Linked DNA regions of Mus musculus: region 2 is linked to region 1. Evidence: chromatin loops called from intact Hi-C (ENCODE). Cell type or tissue: heart. All regions are shown on one strand.

Region 1 (8,000 bases):
TTCTGTGTGCTGAAGGTTCCTGGTCCATGAAGGAGGGGGTCATGCTGGTTTGGCTCAGTGTTGTCATCAAGAACTCTCACAGAATCTGAGTTGGGGGGGGGGGGTCACAGTAACTTCTGGCAGCAAGAGCAGCAACAGTTCACGTCTCCCGTCACTCGGTGTAGCCACTGCAATCCTGGAGGGTGCAGAGATTTGGGAGTGACTCAAAATAGCACTAACCGAGCATAATGCTCTCAGCACATAATCTTTCTCAGCACATAATCTTTCTCAAGCTGAGGCCACAAACTCTAATAAATGTAGATGTAGTGAGTATACCAAACATATTTGGACAGTAATTCAGTGGTAAGTTGACTTTTAAGCAAAGGAACATTATAGATTTTTTTTTTTAATTTGAGACAGGGTTTCTCTGTGTAGTCCTGGAACTTGCTCTGTAGACCAGGCTGGCCTTGAACTCAGAAATCCTCCTGCCTCTGCCTCCCGAGTGCTGGGATTAAAGGCATGCACCACCACTGCCTGGCCTTGGATTGTTAACAGTAGTTATGTGTAGGGAAAAGAGAGGGACGAGGGGCTCTTTTAAGCTCTATCACTATGCTCTTTCTTATGGTGGTAAGATAACAAAAGAAAGTGTGTGCCACCTCAATGATTTTTAGATATGCAACTCAGTGTGCTTAAGTACTTCTTTCTTCTCACAAGCATCAATGTTGTACTTTTTATTGAATACTGTTAATGATCCACTGATCCATTGTTCATCTGGTTTACCTGTTGGTAGGCTAGCCTGTCCTTGTTTGCACAAGGGCCATTGAGTGCAATGGGCTGCTTGGCATCACCTGCCTCTTTTCCACAGTAATTGAGAGAATGGCCAGCCTCTCCTGTGTAAGGGAATGCTGCTCCCCTAAGCCGGTGTGATTAGGAATGAATGAGTCGTAGTGGGGTCATCCCTCGAGCTAATGAAAGGCAAAGCTCTTGGGTGTCTGGCAATGTGGAAGGCATTTTGGTTCCGTGAAGGAAGCTTTCTAGATGCTGAAGTCAGTGCTGCTGGCTGACCGTGATGAGAGCTGCAGAGGGAGGAAGCTGGATCAACGACACCTTCTCCGTGCAGAAGCCTCTTTGTATTTTCCTCATTGCTATTGTGTGTTTGTTCTGTGAGACCCAGCCTCAGGGGCTCTGAGAGATTCCCAGTGAGCACTCCTTCATCCCATTCCATCACTTATTTTTGGCATAGCTATAACTTAAGTATAACACTCATAAAAATGTCAGTCTGTGTTAGAAACTATTTATTGTCCCTTTTACTCTGGGGCCCCTTAGCTTATAAAATATTACATTTTCCATTGCAGCAAAACATGTGTCTACATGACTAAGTTCTGGCCAAAGAGTTGAAAAAAAATCCTTTTTAAAAAAAAGATTTATTTATTTATTTAATGTATATGAGTCCTTTATATCTGCTTGTACAGCTTCATGCCTGAAAACGGCATCAGATCCCAGGATAGATGGTTGTGAGCAACCATGTGGTTGCTGGGAGTTAAACTCAGAACCTCTGAGGACCAGCCACTGTTCTTAACCGCTGAGCCATCTCTCCAGATCAAGAAAAAAAAAGCTTTTAAAAAAATTTTTAAAAAAATTTTTTTAATGATATGTATAGAAAGGCTGAGAAAAGCTGGCCTAACTCCACTAGGGCTGAGGTCCTTTGATCTGTTCTCCTTTTTCTCCCCAGAATGCTCTTTGGGAGCCAAGCTATACCGTAAGGTTACATACTTTTTTTTTTTTTTAAAGATGTATCTATTTATTTAGTGTATGAGTACGCTGTAGTTGTCTTCAGACACACCAGAAGAGGGCATCAGATCACATTGCTCTTAACCCCTGAGTCATCTCACCAGCCCCGTAAGGTTACCTAAGTGTAGAATAGCACTTTCCAAGGCATTATGGTATTGTTAAGACGGCTGTCTACTGGGCTGGAGAGATGGCTCAGTGGTTAAGAGCACTGACTGCTCTGTCCCCATTGTCACCTTGGAGAGTTAAAGCTATGCTACTTCTTTCCTGATAGCTTTCCTATAGACTGTCAATCTCCATAAAGCTACAAGAGAGAGATCTCAAGGCAGCTCATACCACCACCATGCTTAAAGGCCTGCAGCAGCACGGGTGACACCTGCCTAGGAGGCTCCTCACACCTGGGCCCTGTCCATACTTCTCCACAGCCACGAACGCACGTTCTGTCTCAGCGAGTTTTTCTGACCTGGATATGTTGTATGAGCAGATGACATTACGGGTGGCTCTCTTGGCATTGTGAGTCCACAGTTCATTGTTCTGTAGCACATGGCATCCTGACTCTCTTTTTTCCCTCGTGGCTTAATTTTGCATTGGTGGCTATTTGGGTTGACTCCATTTTGGGCTATCAGTGGATGTTTTCATTCTCCACCCACCTTCGTGCTCATTCTGTATTGATCCTCTATGTTGAACTCTTTGAGGAAGCCTCTGCAATCTTTCTTTTGGAGGGTATGCCCAGTTGCTTTAAGAAAATTATTTTGTGTGTGTGTGTGTTTGTGTGTGCATGTGTATGTGTGTGTGTGTGTGTGTGTGTGAGAGAGAGAGAGAGAGAGAGAAAGAGAGAGAGAGAGAGCACATATAAGCACAGGTGTGGATAAAGGCCAGAGCACAACTTTTGGGAGTGGTGTCTCTTTCTACAATGTGGGTTGGCTTGGAGACAGACATTATTCATTGAGTAATCTAGCTTGTTGACTTAGTTACAGTCCTGTGACACACTGACCAAGGTGATTTATAAAAGAACATCTACTTGGGGGCTTATTTACAGTTTCAGAGGGTTAGTCTATGCCCATCATGGCGTTTAGCATGGTGGCAGGCAAGCAAGGCATGGTGCTAGAGCAGTAGATGAGAGCTTACATCTTAATTCACAAGAATGAGGCAGAGAAAGACAGTTTGGGCTTTTAAAACCTGAAAGCCAACCTGCAGGCAAACCTTTTCCAGTAAAGCCATGCCACCTACCCCTCCCTCCCCCCCACCCAACAGTTCCACACTAGGGACCTAACATTCAAACAGAGAAGCCCAATCCTGTGTGGGAATCATTCTTATTCAAGCCAATACTCCCCCACTCCCACCCCCACCCCCAGCTTTGTTTGTGAGACAGGATCTTGCTATGTAGCCCTGCCTGGCCTCATACCAGGTAGTCCAGGTTGGCCTTAAACTCTCTATCCTCTTGCCTCAGCTTATGGGATCGAGGATTACTGCAGCCTCAGACCATATTCCTGCCTGGGTTTAGGGTTTTGTTTCTGCAGAGCCTGGAGTGTGTTTCGCTCTTTTGCCAGGCCCTAATTCAGTCTCCAGTTTTTCCCTCCCCCTTGCCTCTTTCTTTCCTCGGTAGACTCCTTGCTGATTTTAGTAGGAAATGAACCTTTCAAACTGCCTAGGAGTTATTGGTAAAAGTCTTTTGAAGTCTGAGGATGGACATTAAAGTGGCCTCATCTGTGGCACTCAAATGGTGCTGTTATTTAACAGAGTTTATAGAGTAGGCATATTTAGATGCTTCCCAGAGGGTTAAGACTCCTCCTACAGCTCACGGGCCAAACAAACTCTTAATTACTGCACTCAGTCGGAACGTTTTTAAAGAATCACTTTGAAGTTTCCTGGTACTATTACCATCATTAAACCTTTACATGTAAACATGTGTTGTGAGTTTGTGAAAAATGTATGCCATGTGTGCACCTGGCACATGTTAATTGCTTAAAAATTGCTAGTTGATAAAGTGTCTCCAGTGTAAGATTTGCTGTATACATTTGAGGAAGGTATTGAGTTCTGCTTTAGAACGCATGGAATAGGAAAGGAGTTTTGTGGGCGCACTGACACGAATTCACACTTGTCCACGCAGCCTCCCATGGTGAAAAACCACAAAAAGTCTGGCATTTACTTTCGGCGGGCTATTTTTAGCAGATCGCCTCTCCTACCCGTGTAAATTTAATCTCCAGAATAGAACACAAGCAGGGTCAACGCGGTTTAGCCACACGCTCCCTTGTCCTAAGCCATTCAGTATGGACACGAAGAAAAATGTTCTAGAATCTGTAGAGTCCACGCTGAGTTGGAGACGTTAAGCATTCCCGCGAAGGCAGCTGATTAGACAAGGAGAGAGAGCACCCGGCGTGCGAGCCCTTGCACAGCGAAGCACCCTTCCTTCGGTACACAGATAAAATGAGTCAATCATTTCCACCCGCCCCGACTTTTAAGTCGTCTGATCTCGGGGACCGAGGCCTGCTATTACAAACCCACCATCCCGTTCGGTCAGGCGTCCACTTCGGGGACCAGCCTGAGTCACCTGGACCTTGTGAGCCGAGATCGGGGAGGTGCAGGCGTCCGGGGGTGGAGGGCACAGACTACGTTCTCCATCGCCGCTGCCTCGGAAGGAAGAGGAGGGGCGACTGCGCGTGGGGAAGAGAAGGAAGAGGCGTTCGGGGAAGGGCAGGGAGGAGGAGAGCCGAAGGCGCCCGGGCGGGAGAGCAGGGGCGTGCGGGCGGGGGCGGGGCGGGGCGGGCGCGCCCGAGGCGGGGCGGGGCCGGGCGGCGGCCTCTGCTGCTGCCGGGGGCTGCCGGGATTGGGGAGCTGCGCCGCGTACTCTCCAGGGTCGCTGGGCTGGGCTGGACATGACCGTGCTGCGCTCGCCGCGCGCTCAGCCCTGCTAGCCGCTCGCTGCCGCCGCCTGGGAGCCCAGCTCGGCCTGCGCCCGCGCGCACCGCCGCAGTCATGGGGCTGCAGCCCCTGGAGTTTAGCGACTGCTACCTCGACAGCCCGTGGTTCCGGGAGAGGATCCGCGCGCACGAAGCGGAGCTCGAGAGGACCAACAAGTTCATCAAAGAGCTCATCAAAGACGGCAAGAACCTCATCTCTGCCACCAAAAGTAAGCGGGGTCCTGTTCGCGTTCGGGCTGCGGCGTGGCGAGGAAGGCGGGAGGATCGTCTTCCCCGGCCAAGTGGGATGGCTCAGTGCTCCTAAGACCGGGCTGGAGGAATAGGCGATTCCTTAGGGGATAAGATAAGCTCCAGGGCATTCCTCTCCCAGGAGGTTCGGGCGCGTTCCTTTCCCCGATCCTGGCCCTCGGTGGCGCGGGAGCGAGGAGCTGTGCGTGGGAGCTGCCCCGGGGCTCCCGCCTGGCCCAGCTGAGCACGCTTTGGCGCCGGCCGGAGCGAATGGAGGCTCTGCTCCGGAGTCAGGTTTTACTGCGCCCTAACGCTGCTTCCAGTCTCCCGCAAAATAGAGACATCAATCAGTTTGATAGTTTTGTCTCCTAACATTTCCAAGTAATTTTTTTTGGAAATGCTTTGGGACTCTGCCTGTAGTTGATATCGTCAAAAGTCCTTTAAGTTACACCTCTTATGTATCCCCTTTCTGCCTTGCGCGACAGCACCGACCTACGTCCCTCGTGAGCTAAACCAGAAAGTCTACCTGGCTTTGTGCTGCCTTCTGCACATTCCTCTGTCTTGTGCTGAGGCGGGTTCAAAGATTAGGGGTTGAAAGGGTCAGTGGGCAGACTGCTCCAGGTTCTGGCCTGCGAGAAGTGCCTGTGAGTAGGAAATTCTACTCTTCATGCTCGAAGCTGGCCACCTCAGTTCCATCTGTATTCAAACAAGCAAGCTAACACACCCTCAAGCCACCTCTGAAGACAACAGAAAGAGAGGTGTATCGAAGCTGTAGTGAGTCTTAGGAGTAGAGGCTGGTTGAAATTTGTGCAGAAACGGTTGTAATGTTCTATAAATGGGCGTTCTCCAGGACCAGGTGCTGGCATCCAGGCCACCCTGGAACCCTGAATTCATTCCTTGAGTTATTGCGAACACCCCTTTCCCTCCTTAAAAGGCCTGATAGTGCAGGAGCCAAGCATAGGTGCTCTACCTATCCTCTTGGGTTGGTTAGGTTCCCTGGCTCAATACTCTCCATCTCTGGGCGTTTATTCCATTTGTTTGTAGACAGCACCCCTGGAAAAAACACCCCAGGTACATTTTCACCCCACCGTTTTGTGTCCAGGAAGATTAAAACGTACTGAGTGTACATTCTCATCCACCCAATCAAGTGCCTGGCCTAGTTAATATTCACTTAATGAATGAGTTGAAATATTTTTTTTAATGGGAAGAATTTAGTGGAGCCATCCCTGTAATTTGGGAAGCAAGTCGCTCAACTTCTCTGGACCATCTCCAAGGTTCCTTTGGTTCTGTGACCTCTTCCGTATTTCAAAGTTGGGACTGGAAATCACTTTTTTGATGAGTGGGTTATTTGCTTGGTGGCTGTGCAGGCCTTTGGCTTTGAGGTTTTCTGTTCTAGGTGGGAAACAGAGGGAGAGTCAGTAAATGTGGAGAAATGACCAGAGGCAGGGAGGTGTGCGGACATCCATGGACTGGGAAGTGGATGTGTAGGATTCCATGGCCAGTGTTCAGCATCAGTAGATGAGGACATACGTGTACCTATTCTTTAAAAACTGTGTGTGTGCTTTTGAGCCATTGTACGCGTGGGAGGTCAGAGGACAGCTTCGGAGCTGGACCTTCCTTTCCGTGTCTATGTGGGCTCTGGGGTTCGGGTGTCAGGCATCTCCCAGTCTGGTCTGTTGGCTAGTAGCTTCCTTTGAAGCTAGGGAGATTAGGAGAGGGGCAGATGGCAGTCAGTTTGGCCATAGGTAGAAAGCTATTTCTGTGACTGCATGTTAGCTGCTCCACTGGCAGGAAGCATGCCTCACGTCCCTGAGGCAGCCAGTGTGTGTGTGTGTGTGTGTGGGGGGGGGGGGGGGGGCTAGTTTTCCTCCTCCTCAGAAGGTAGACCTTCTGGAATTTGTGACTTGTGTTTTAATCCTTGTGCGTATGATTAAAGATGAGACACAAAATGGATGATCTCATTTAAGGGAGCAGCCAGACAGCGCTATCTTTTCTATCCTTATCCTTAACTTTACACTCTTCCCCTCAAGAATAAAAGGGTTGGTGTACACCATTTTGGCAAGTTGGAAAGACCCTGGCCTTTTCCCACTTGGCACATTAAAGTTGTCTCCTAGTTCTTAGGAGAGATTGAAAGGCTGGGCTTCATCAGGAGAACTGGCGATGGTTTTCACTGTGGGGTCTGGCTTGGCGGGGCGGGTAGTGCAATTCTTGCCATGCTTCCCCCATGGCCCTTCTTGGCAGCACAAGTCAAGTTCCCTCGAATTTGGAAACCTGCGGATGAGGTCACTTAACCAGTTGTCTTTCCGGAACTGTGGAGTCTAGAGTCTAGAAAGGACTTTTCGTTAGGGGAAGGGTCTGCAGAAAGAGCAGTTATCAAACTGGGCAAGATTGCCAGGTCGCCTGTTTCTTGGTGTTTTATAATTTGGTTTGCAGTTACTCTGTGCCTTTTGTGTTTTTCTTTGGGTGGTGCATTTAAGTGATTTCTGTTCTTCATTGGCCTGCAAGGCACCTTGACTTGTCATTCGAATGTCTTGAAGCTTTTTTTTTTTTAATTCTTCCATAAATATTTAAGGGAGCTGGGGTCCTGTAGGGCCTGAAGGCCTGTTGGTGAGTTCTGTGGCCGCAGGAGGTAGCTTCGACAGTTTGATGCTCTTGACACCACAGAGAAGTCCTGTCTTTACGGATGGTTTCGGCACTTAATCTGAGCAACAGTTTTGAACTATCTGTACTCTGCCAAGCTCTTGAAATAAAGGATATGAAACGATACAAGTCGAGCCTGGGCTGTGGAAGTGAACTCCTGCAGTCATAGAAGTTTGGAGGCCAATGTAGGAGGATTCCTGGCTTGGGGTCACTTTGGGTTACAAAGTGAGACCCTATTTTAAACAAGCAAACAAACAAACAAACAAAAACCAATTAAACTGTGGAGCGGCTGGAGCGAGAGCCAGGTCAGCACTTGAGCACATACTGCTCTTCCAGAGGGTCAGAGTTGGATTCCTAGCACCCATATTAGGTGGTTCACAATCCTTTGTAACTCCAGCTCTCGGAGGATATGATGCCTCTGTGGCACCTGGATTTGCATGCATA
Region 2 (8,000 bases), 77 kb after region 1:
CCTTCCTTCCTTTTTTTTCTGAATATCTTTTTTGTGGGACTTTGGGCTTTAGCAGGTAAATTCATCTGTCTGGAAGTTGGCTACCAACTCCCTATCTGTTTAAGCTGTCAGCAGCATGTTCATATGCCTACTCCAGACCTAAGCAGGGCCATACATCTTTAATTTAGCAAATACCACTATGTGCTTGCTACATGCCCAGTGCTGGGTTGTGACAGTGTGACACAGTTCTGTCTCTTGAGTAGGTGGATATCCACTAGGGGAAGTGGTCAAAAGCCTGTGCGCTCAGTAATTCTGCAGTACCAGAGGCAGTGGGGGTCCTGGAGAGGTCAGTGCAGAGCCGGCATACATCAGTTAGTCACTTAAGCACAGCTGAGCTGAAATGCTGCGTCCGTCTTGAGAGGGAATCTGCTTCCATTTCAAGGAGAGTGAAGTATGTGTTTGAGTGTCCCCCAAACTCCTCGGTTGCTATTAATACAGAGTTTACGGGTGTGGCTCAGTATAGAGGGTGCTCAGAGTGAAGATTCAGTCCCTGGCATCCAGCAAAACTATGAACTGAAATCCGTGACTCACTGGAAAAGGAAGCAGGCAGAGTACCAGTTTAGGAAAAGAAGTCACTGTTTGCTTTCACACCCAAACATTTGGTCTTCTTGAGCGGATGCGCTCAGCGCTGTCAGTGTTGTGTTTTTCAGGACAGGGTTTCGAGGTGCATAACTTTTTCTTGTAGTGTTTCTGACCCTGACTGTGGAAGTGAAGAGACCTAAACTAGGGATCTGAGCTGGACCATAGTAAGAGGCCAGACCTGGCAGGGTTGCGTGTGTGCATGCTGTCTGAGGGGAGCTGCCAGCATTCCTGTGATGTTCTGTGTGGCCTGACAGGACATGCTGTGCTTATCTGAGGTGGGCAGCTGTCCAGGAGTCTGAGGACTTTAAAAATAGTGTGGCAGCATTTATGAGCATCTCTAAAAAGCCCTGTGTACTGTATTTACTTCTCTGAGTAAATCCTTTGAACAGACTGAGTTTTGTTTTCTTGCCAGCCTGTGAGGATTCAGTTTCTGAGCATCCTGGCAAATCAGAGTTGGGGTTTGGACTAGAGAGTTAGAAAAGATGCAGGAACAGTGCGTGGGGGAGATGGAAGGTGGAGCTTTCCAGGGGAGCCCAGAGGCACCTTAGACGCAGGAGGTCTGGGCAGGGCAACCTCTTCACCTTTATGTATTACACACACACACACACACACACACACACACACACTTTCTGAGTTCTGCTATAACCACTTTGGTGTTTGACACTTGGTTTTTATTCTAAACTATAACTTTTTTCCTTTCTTTCTTTCTTTCTTTCTTTCTTTTTTTTTTTTTTTTTTTTTTTTTTGGTTTTTCGAGACAGGGTTTCTCTGTGTAGCCCTTGGCTGACCTGGAACTCACTCTGTAGACCAGGCTGACCTCGAACTCAGAAATCCGCCTGCTTCTGCCTCCCGAGTGCTGGGATTAAAGGCGTGCGCCACCAACGCCCGGCTATAACTTTTTTCTATAGAAATGTTTTATAATGTTACTGAAGTAATATTAAAGTAAATGAATGTTTTTGCTTTTTGGTAGTGCTCCTTCTTCAGTGTGTCCCACAGCAGGTGTTCTTTGAACATGGTGTCTAGGCCAGCATCACCATCTAGTGTGATGGTTGGTTTCCATTGTCACCTTGATAGGATTTGGAATTGCACAGGAGACCCGACTTTAGGCTTGTCTGTGGGGGCGTTTCCAGAAAGGGTTAACTGAGTGGCAGTGTCCACCCCATGTGGGCAGCACTGTGCTATGGCTTGCTTCATTCCTGCTGTGTTCCTCCATGACTGATCATATACTCTTTAACTGTGGGCTTCCCCGTGACTGACCATACAACTCTTGTTGAACGTTGCTTATGAATGTGAATTTATACCATAAATGGTATAAACCACTTGACGGTCTATGCTTTCTGTTCACAAGTCACGTGTGTAATAACAAATGAGTAGTCAGTTCTCCTCCTCCAGAGAAAGTGACACATTTTTCTATGACTCTCTTACTTTGTTTTAAAAGCTGTCCATGACAGTGTGAGGCGTAGTGGGCCACACCTTTAATCCCAGCACTTGGGAGTTAGAGGCAGGTGGATGTCTATGAGTTAGAGGCCAACTTTAGGACAACCAAGCCTAGACAAATTAACCCCGTCTCCGAAAACCTGATACAAAACTACACAAAAGCAAAAGTTGCCCGTTACTTATTTTACAAAGGTTTCTTTCTTTCTTTGAAAATGATGATAATATTTTCATTTAATTTAATTCATCATCCTTTTGTTGTATATGTTTAGTCAGGTATGCATGCTATTGTAAATCTTGCTGTCAGGAATGTCCCGGTTGGGGATTCATTTTTGCATATCTAGAATACTTAAGGAATTATATCCATGATAAACGTAACTCGTAATTGTGGTATGAGTGTGACTGATATGGCCAGGAGACTTGAAACCGTTTTTGGGAGAAGCCTTCTTGTCCCATGAGTCAGTGTCTTCTCTGCCGACTCATTGTCATGTGTGACTCTCCTGTCTCATCAGATTGTACTTCCCCAGTGGAACTCATGGTTCCTCTATTTCAGATTCTTTGTTTCTAAGGAATTGGCTTACTTTGGATTGTGCATGTGCCCACAGAACCAGGAGCCACCAGAATCTTGCCAGCTCGTTCCTACAATTGTCTAAACTACAGTGTTATTGGAACCAGCTGGGTTGACTATCTCATGGCGCATACTTCTCGATGACCTGGGGCCTCACGGATCATGCATGAGTTAGAAAGATGAGAGGAAATTGTAGCGCACTGAAGTGAACAGTTGGTTCTACCTCACTAAGTTGGAAACCACTGCTCTGTTAGGAGACCTGCAGAGGAGAGAAACATTCTGTCTTTTGGCTTCAGCTGTTTGTAACTTTGTCTTTTTCCTCACCTCTTCTTGGCCAGGGTGGGGGTTGGGTGGGATGGGGTGTGGGGGGATGGGGAGGGAGGGGCATAGGCTGGAGATTGAATCCTGGCTTTGTGCTCCCTTTGGACACATTGTCTCAGCGGTCTGCACCAGCTCTTTCCCTCCAGCTTTGAGCATGGGGGAATATGTGTAATCAGTACATCCATGGCTACCGTCGGCTTGAGTAGATGCGAGTTTGGGTGTTTCTTCTTGCCTGTGTAAACAAGTGCAGGTTGTCAGGATTTCAGTTCAGTCCTTAAATGATGGACTGGTTACAGAGGGAGAGGTCAATCTCTCTTAGCTTAGAAACCTTGTTTAGAGACCTAGTTAAGTCAATGAACAATGCAGCTCTAGCAACCAGTGTCTCTAAAGTGGGTGCTAAGTTGGGAGTAAATCCTGGATATTGAGGTGGGATACCCTCTAAAGGAGCGCTATGTTTCCAGTATTCCTGGAGGTACAGAGGGAGAAAGATTTGTATGTGTGTGTATGTGTGTGTGTGTGTGGGGGGGGAGGGTGGGGAACAGATTTTGGTGACTAAGATGGAAGGTGATTCAGAAGTGTTTGGGCTCTGAAGAAGTTTTAGAAATATCTTAACACAAGTAGTTTATTTCTTTGTTCATACATGTATGTGATGAAAATAAACCAACTTTCAAGAAGCTCTTTGGAGAAACTGAAATATAAGTTCACATATAATAAAGCGTAATAATACTTTTCATTATAGTATAGGAGATCCTGGAGGTCCGGTGTGTCCCGTCCCCCCCCCCCCCCCCCCCCCGCCTTTGTGGCATGCTATTGTCAATAAAGATGGTCTTATTCTGGTGGTGGGGTTTGTTGGAAGTCAAAGGGATTACTAGCTGCCGTGATCCTGTGGAGAACTCTTGGGAGTTTTGCCTGTCACTCACTAGTCCTGTCCCTGATGCAGGGAGAGGGAGAATGATGGGTTGTGGACTTCGCTGCTGCATTAGTGTAAAGGCCAGGCCCCTCCTTCCGCAGCCTCTAGCTAAGCACGGCCAGGGAAGGAGGCTCACGCCGGTGGACGGTCTTGCTCAGCTTTCTCAGAGTCACTTTGAGCATAGCATGTTACCATCTCGGCCTCCCCTCTCCTTTCCCCGGCCACTCCCTTCATTTCCTGGGGTCAGATCCTCATCTAACCGTCAGCCCCTTGGGAAGCCTTTCTGGGCTGGCTCCCCCTTCCTCTGATGTAGACCTTGGCTTTTGTAGCCTTTTTTTTTTTTCCCCTGTGTCTATGTATTGTTCTGACTAGCAGAAACAAACTTTTGTATCAGATTTGTTGGTGGGGCACAACAGCAGGCAGAGACTCTTTGCTAGTGTTTGTGTTATCAACAGCAGCTGGACATTTTGTGTTTGTGTACACTGCTCTTTTCATCATCTAAGTTGTTAGGGCTTCAGTCACTGGCAAGGCTTTTTTAATAGTAAATTTTTGAGTGGTTTTTCTTTTTTCTTTTATGTGTCTGTGTCTCCATGTGCATATGCCATACTTGCATGGCTACCCATACAGGCCAGCAGGGGGCGATGGGTCCTCCGAAACCGGAGTTTCTGGAAGTTTGTGAGCCTCTGATGTGGATGTTGGGGATGAAAAACTTGTGTGTTTTTTATTTCATATGCAATGGTGTTTTGCCCACATGTCTGTCTGTGTGAGCATGTCGGATCCCCTGAAACTGGACTTACAATCAGTTGTGAGTTGCCAAGTGTGTGCTGGGAACTGAGCCAGGGAAGAGCAGTCAGCGCTCTTAATGGCTGAGCTGTCTGTCTCTGCAGCAGCACATAGTTTTAAAAGCCCGTTCTTTCTGGGCTTGGCCATGTTCTAGCTCCTGAGGGTGCAGTGGGGATTTGAGCTTCTTGTATAAGACAGGTGCTTAGCTTGTAGCCATCTAAGGGACCACATTAGCATGAGCCCTTCAGCCCAGGTGGTGGCCCCCTGCCAGTCAAGGGTGGCCCGTGCACCTAGAGAGGCTGGAGGCCCCAGCCCCTTTTGTTGGTGATGAAATGCTCATTTTGAAGAGTTCTTTCTTTGATTTTTTTCCCCTTTTGAGTTTGCTGCCTTATTGAGTGCAGTATTTTAACTCCAACTCTGTCTATAATAGCATCGATTGAAGGAACTATAATTTTCTTTTTCTTACTTACAACTGGAAAGCCAAACTTTAACATTCTGTCTAAGGATGCTTTTATAGCCTTCTGAGAGACTAACTTCATCACTTATTTCTGTGGGTTTTGAGTTCCTTCTCACAGTGTTCTGCCCAAGTATTTATTTTGTTAAAAAGATAAAATGAGGGTCCTTATTGCCACACATGCAGAGAGGAGAGAGGACCAAGGTTAAACAAGGCTACTGGGTCCAGTGTCCTTGGTACGCTAATGCCCTCCTGAGATGTCCAGCAGTTTTTGAGTTATGGTTCATATTAACTAAGTCTAAGTTAAAAATTGTTACCAGTAAAAGGCATTAGATTTTAAAATTACAGTCAAACACTGCTTTTTCCTCTCAGAGTTCATCGTGGATTTGCTTTGTTCCTCTCCCTTTTAGCCAACTTTTGCCTGATGTGTGTGCATGTATGGGATGTGTGCATGCAAGTACACATGCAGCCTAAAGACTTTGTAGAGCACAGATGTTAGGAAGGGGACTCTTAAAGTTTTATAATTCATAGACTTGACTTTTTTCTTTTCATTTCTTTTTCTTTTCTTTTGTTCTTGTAAATCTGAGCCTAGGCTATAGGCAGTATTCTGGGAATAAATCTAAAACAGGTTTTTAGAACTGTAGTTCGAACCTTCTTGATGTGTTGGTTTCAAGGTAATTGGAATTTAGGATTGAAATCGATGAACATTCTCAGAGGATCCTTCTTGTTCTTACTGGAATAACAATAGAAATGTGGCAGTTGGACTAATAACTGTGAAACGCTCATTGTTGGGATGGAGGCGATCTGTACTGTTCACGGGGTGGCTGTGGACTGAGCACTGGGCCTTCAGTTCTCTTGTTTTCCCATCCTGATTCCAGACCTACACACCGTTGACCTCAGTCCTTAGCTGATTTTCAGACCTACACACCGTAGACCTCAGTCCTTAGGTCTAGCTGTTGCTATGAGCTCATTGCAACCCTCTGGCCAGTGGTGGTGCACACCTTTAATGCTGCCGGCCAGGAGCCAGAAACAGGGATCTCTGTGAGTTCCAGGCCAGCTTAGTTCACAAAGTGAGTTCCAGGCCAGCCAGGGCTACACAGAGAAAGCCTGTCTCAAAAATATCGGCCAACCAAATAAATATAATACTCACTGGTTTTAGTGAATTTAGGTTAGTGATTTTGAGTTATTACTATACAACTAATGTGTTTTAATGTTTGTTTCTTTAACAGGGCTAAGAGTCAGTTTAAGCTGACCTTAAAAACCAAGGGCTGTACTGGGCTTTCTTGGCATCTGACCCTTCTCTGGGTGCTGCCCTCTTCTCTTGCAGGTGTTAGGTATTGGTGTCATTCTTTCTTTTTGGCTGAGGATATTTGGATAACAAAACAAAATTATTTTCTGTGCTGAAAAGAGAGAAGCAGTTAGGGCCGAGCCGCAGTGAGCAGAGAGTGGCCTTCTGATCGTCTCAGAAAGGGCGCAGCGGCTTTCTGACGGTCTCGGTGGCAGGGCACACCTTGCTCTGCTGAGGTGAAGATGGAATGATTTCTCAATGGCAGAATTTTTTTTGATTCAATTCTTTTACCAGCTCAGCTCCTTAAGAAAAATAAGAGCACTTAACTGGCCATTTTAATCGTATGAGACTGGGATGTACATTGACAGGAAAAGCTACAGTCCTGGAGAGCAGCCAGCTGGAGAAAGGGTCACAGTGTTGGGAAATACAATGAATGTGTGAGGTGTATCTGGCAGGCCCACGCCAAGATGTCCCCCAGAGAAATGACATCCTGTAACGGATCTGATAAAAAGGGGGAAGGGACGGGAGTGAGGCCCTGGAGAGAGGGAAGACACATGGGAGCAGAGCTATGAGGGCAGAGAAGAGGGGACAGAGGAGGGCAGAGAGAGACTACACGTGGAAACAGTGAACTGGGGTGGCAATCAGTTCTTGCAAGGTGTGGGAATGGCGGCAGGTGATGATGTAAGCCTTGCTTAGGTCCCTGGAGGTATCTAGTGAAGTTGCTTGTAAGCTCCCACACAGCATGAGTGTGGATATGGAGGGTAATTAAATTATTTAATAATGAATTGGTTTAGCCGGGGAAAGTTTATGCAGCAGTATATATCTCACTGCATGGCTGCACACAGGACAAAGCACTGGGAAGAGGGAGGCCTACCAGTGGTAGGTAGAGGTAAGGGAGGGACGTGAAAATGAGCTAGTCCCATGATGCCTTGGGTTTGAAATATGCCATAGTGAGATCATTGACCTTGTACACCTGCTGAAGATTAATGTGTAAGAGCAGCGTCTGCTTTAGAAATATTTCACACAGTTCTTTAATAGAAATAGTTATCTACACTCCTGGCACCTTAGACAGTAGGGCGTGAATTATCATGACACAGCTTCACAGCACAGCTTAGAGAGCACCATGTAATGGCCACATCTGAGGGTTCACATCCTTTTGGTATAAGGTACTCCACTTTCTAAAATCTTTCTCATGCTTTCAGAGGGTGTATCATCCCAAGCCACAGGGCCCTATTGACAGCATAGGTGACCAGGCCCTTACAGACAGCCCTGAGGGGTTTTTCCATGTGTCTCCAAGGGTCTGGAACTACCCACTTCGCTTTGTTCTGTGACAGGGTGTCTCACTGGCCCAGAGCTTGGTGATTTGGCCAGGCTGGCTGACTTGTGTGCACCAGCCAGGGTCCTCTTGTCTCCGTCTTCACATCCTGGGATTGCAAACATGTGCCTTTATGCCGCCCAGCCCCCTTTAAGATAAATGTAGGTTCTGGGGATCATTATATTGCTCTTGTTTTATAACCCAATCCAATTTGTGATCTCAAAGCACCTGAAAGTAGATTTGAGACTCGATAGGCACTGTTTGGGCTAGGATTCTTCAAACAGCTGCTGTGGATCAGAATAAGGC

What was found. Hi-C counts contacts between places; a loop is a spot of excess contacts. Peaks named below come from ENCODE experiments on the same cell type or tissue, not always from the same donor. Only the 100,000 strongest peaks of a DNase experiment are listed, where the experiment ranks them.
Region 2: a loop joins it to region 1, with 2.6 times the contacts of the local background. A loop is called at or near these places in 9 of 42 quality-filtered maps.

What each region holds. Positions count from the first base shown.
Region 1 is chr8:77,514,527-77,522,526 of GRCm38, reverse strand. It overlaps Arhgap10 (Rho GTPase activating protein 10), which reads left to right and starts at 4,620. Exons shown (of 23, transcript NM_030113.2): 1 at 4,620-4,897. The coding sequence starts at 4,744. It overlaps 0610038B21Rik (RIKEN cDNA 0610038B21 gene), which reads right to left and starts at 5,471. Exons shown (of 1, transcript NR_028125.1): 1 at 3,949-5,471. In heart, CTCF peaks have their summits at 1,830 (motif pointing right) and 4,705; DNase peaks (open chromatin) are centred at 4,516 and 7,106; H3K4me3 peaks cover 3,658 bases; H3K27ac peaks cover 3,080 bases.
Region 2 is chr8:77,437,211-77,445,210 of GRCm38, reverse strand. The region is part of intron 3 of Arhgap10 (Rho GTPase activating protein 10); the gene reads left to right. Among named protein-coding and RNA genes, the nearest start is that of 0610038B21Rik, 76 kb to the left of the region's middle. In heart, a CTCF peak has its summit at 4,488 (motif pointing right); DNase peaks (open chromatin) are centred at 840, 2,560 and 4,092; H3K27ac peaks cover 792 bases.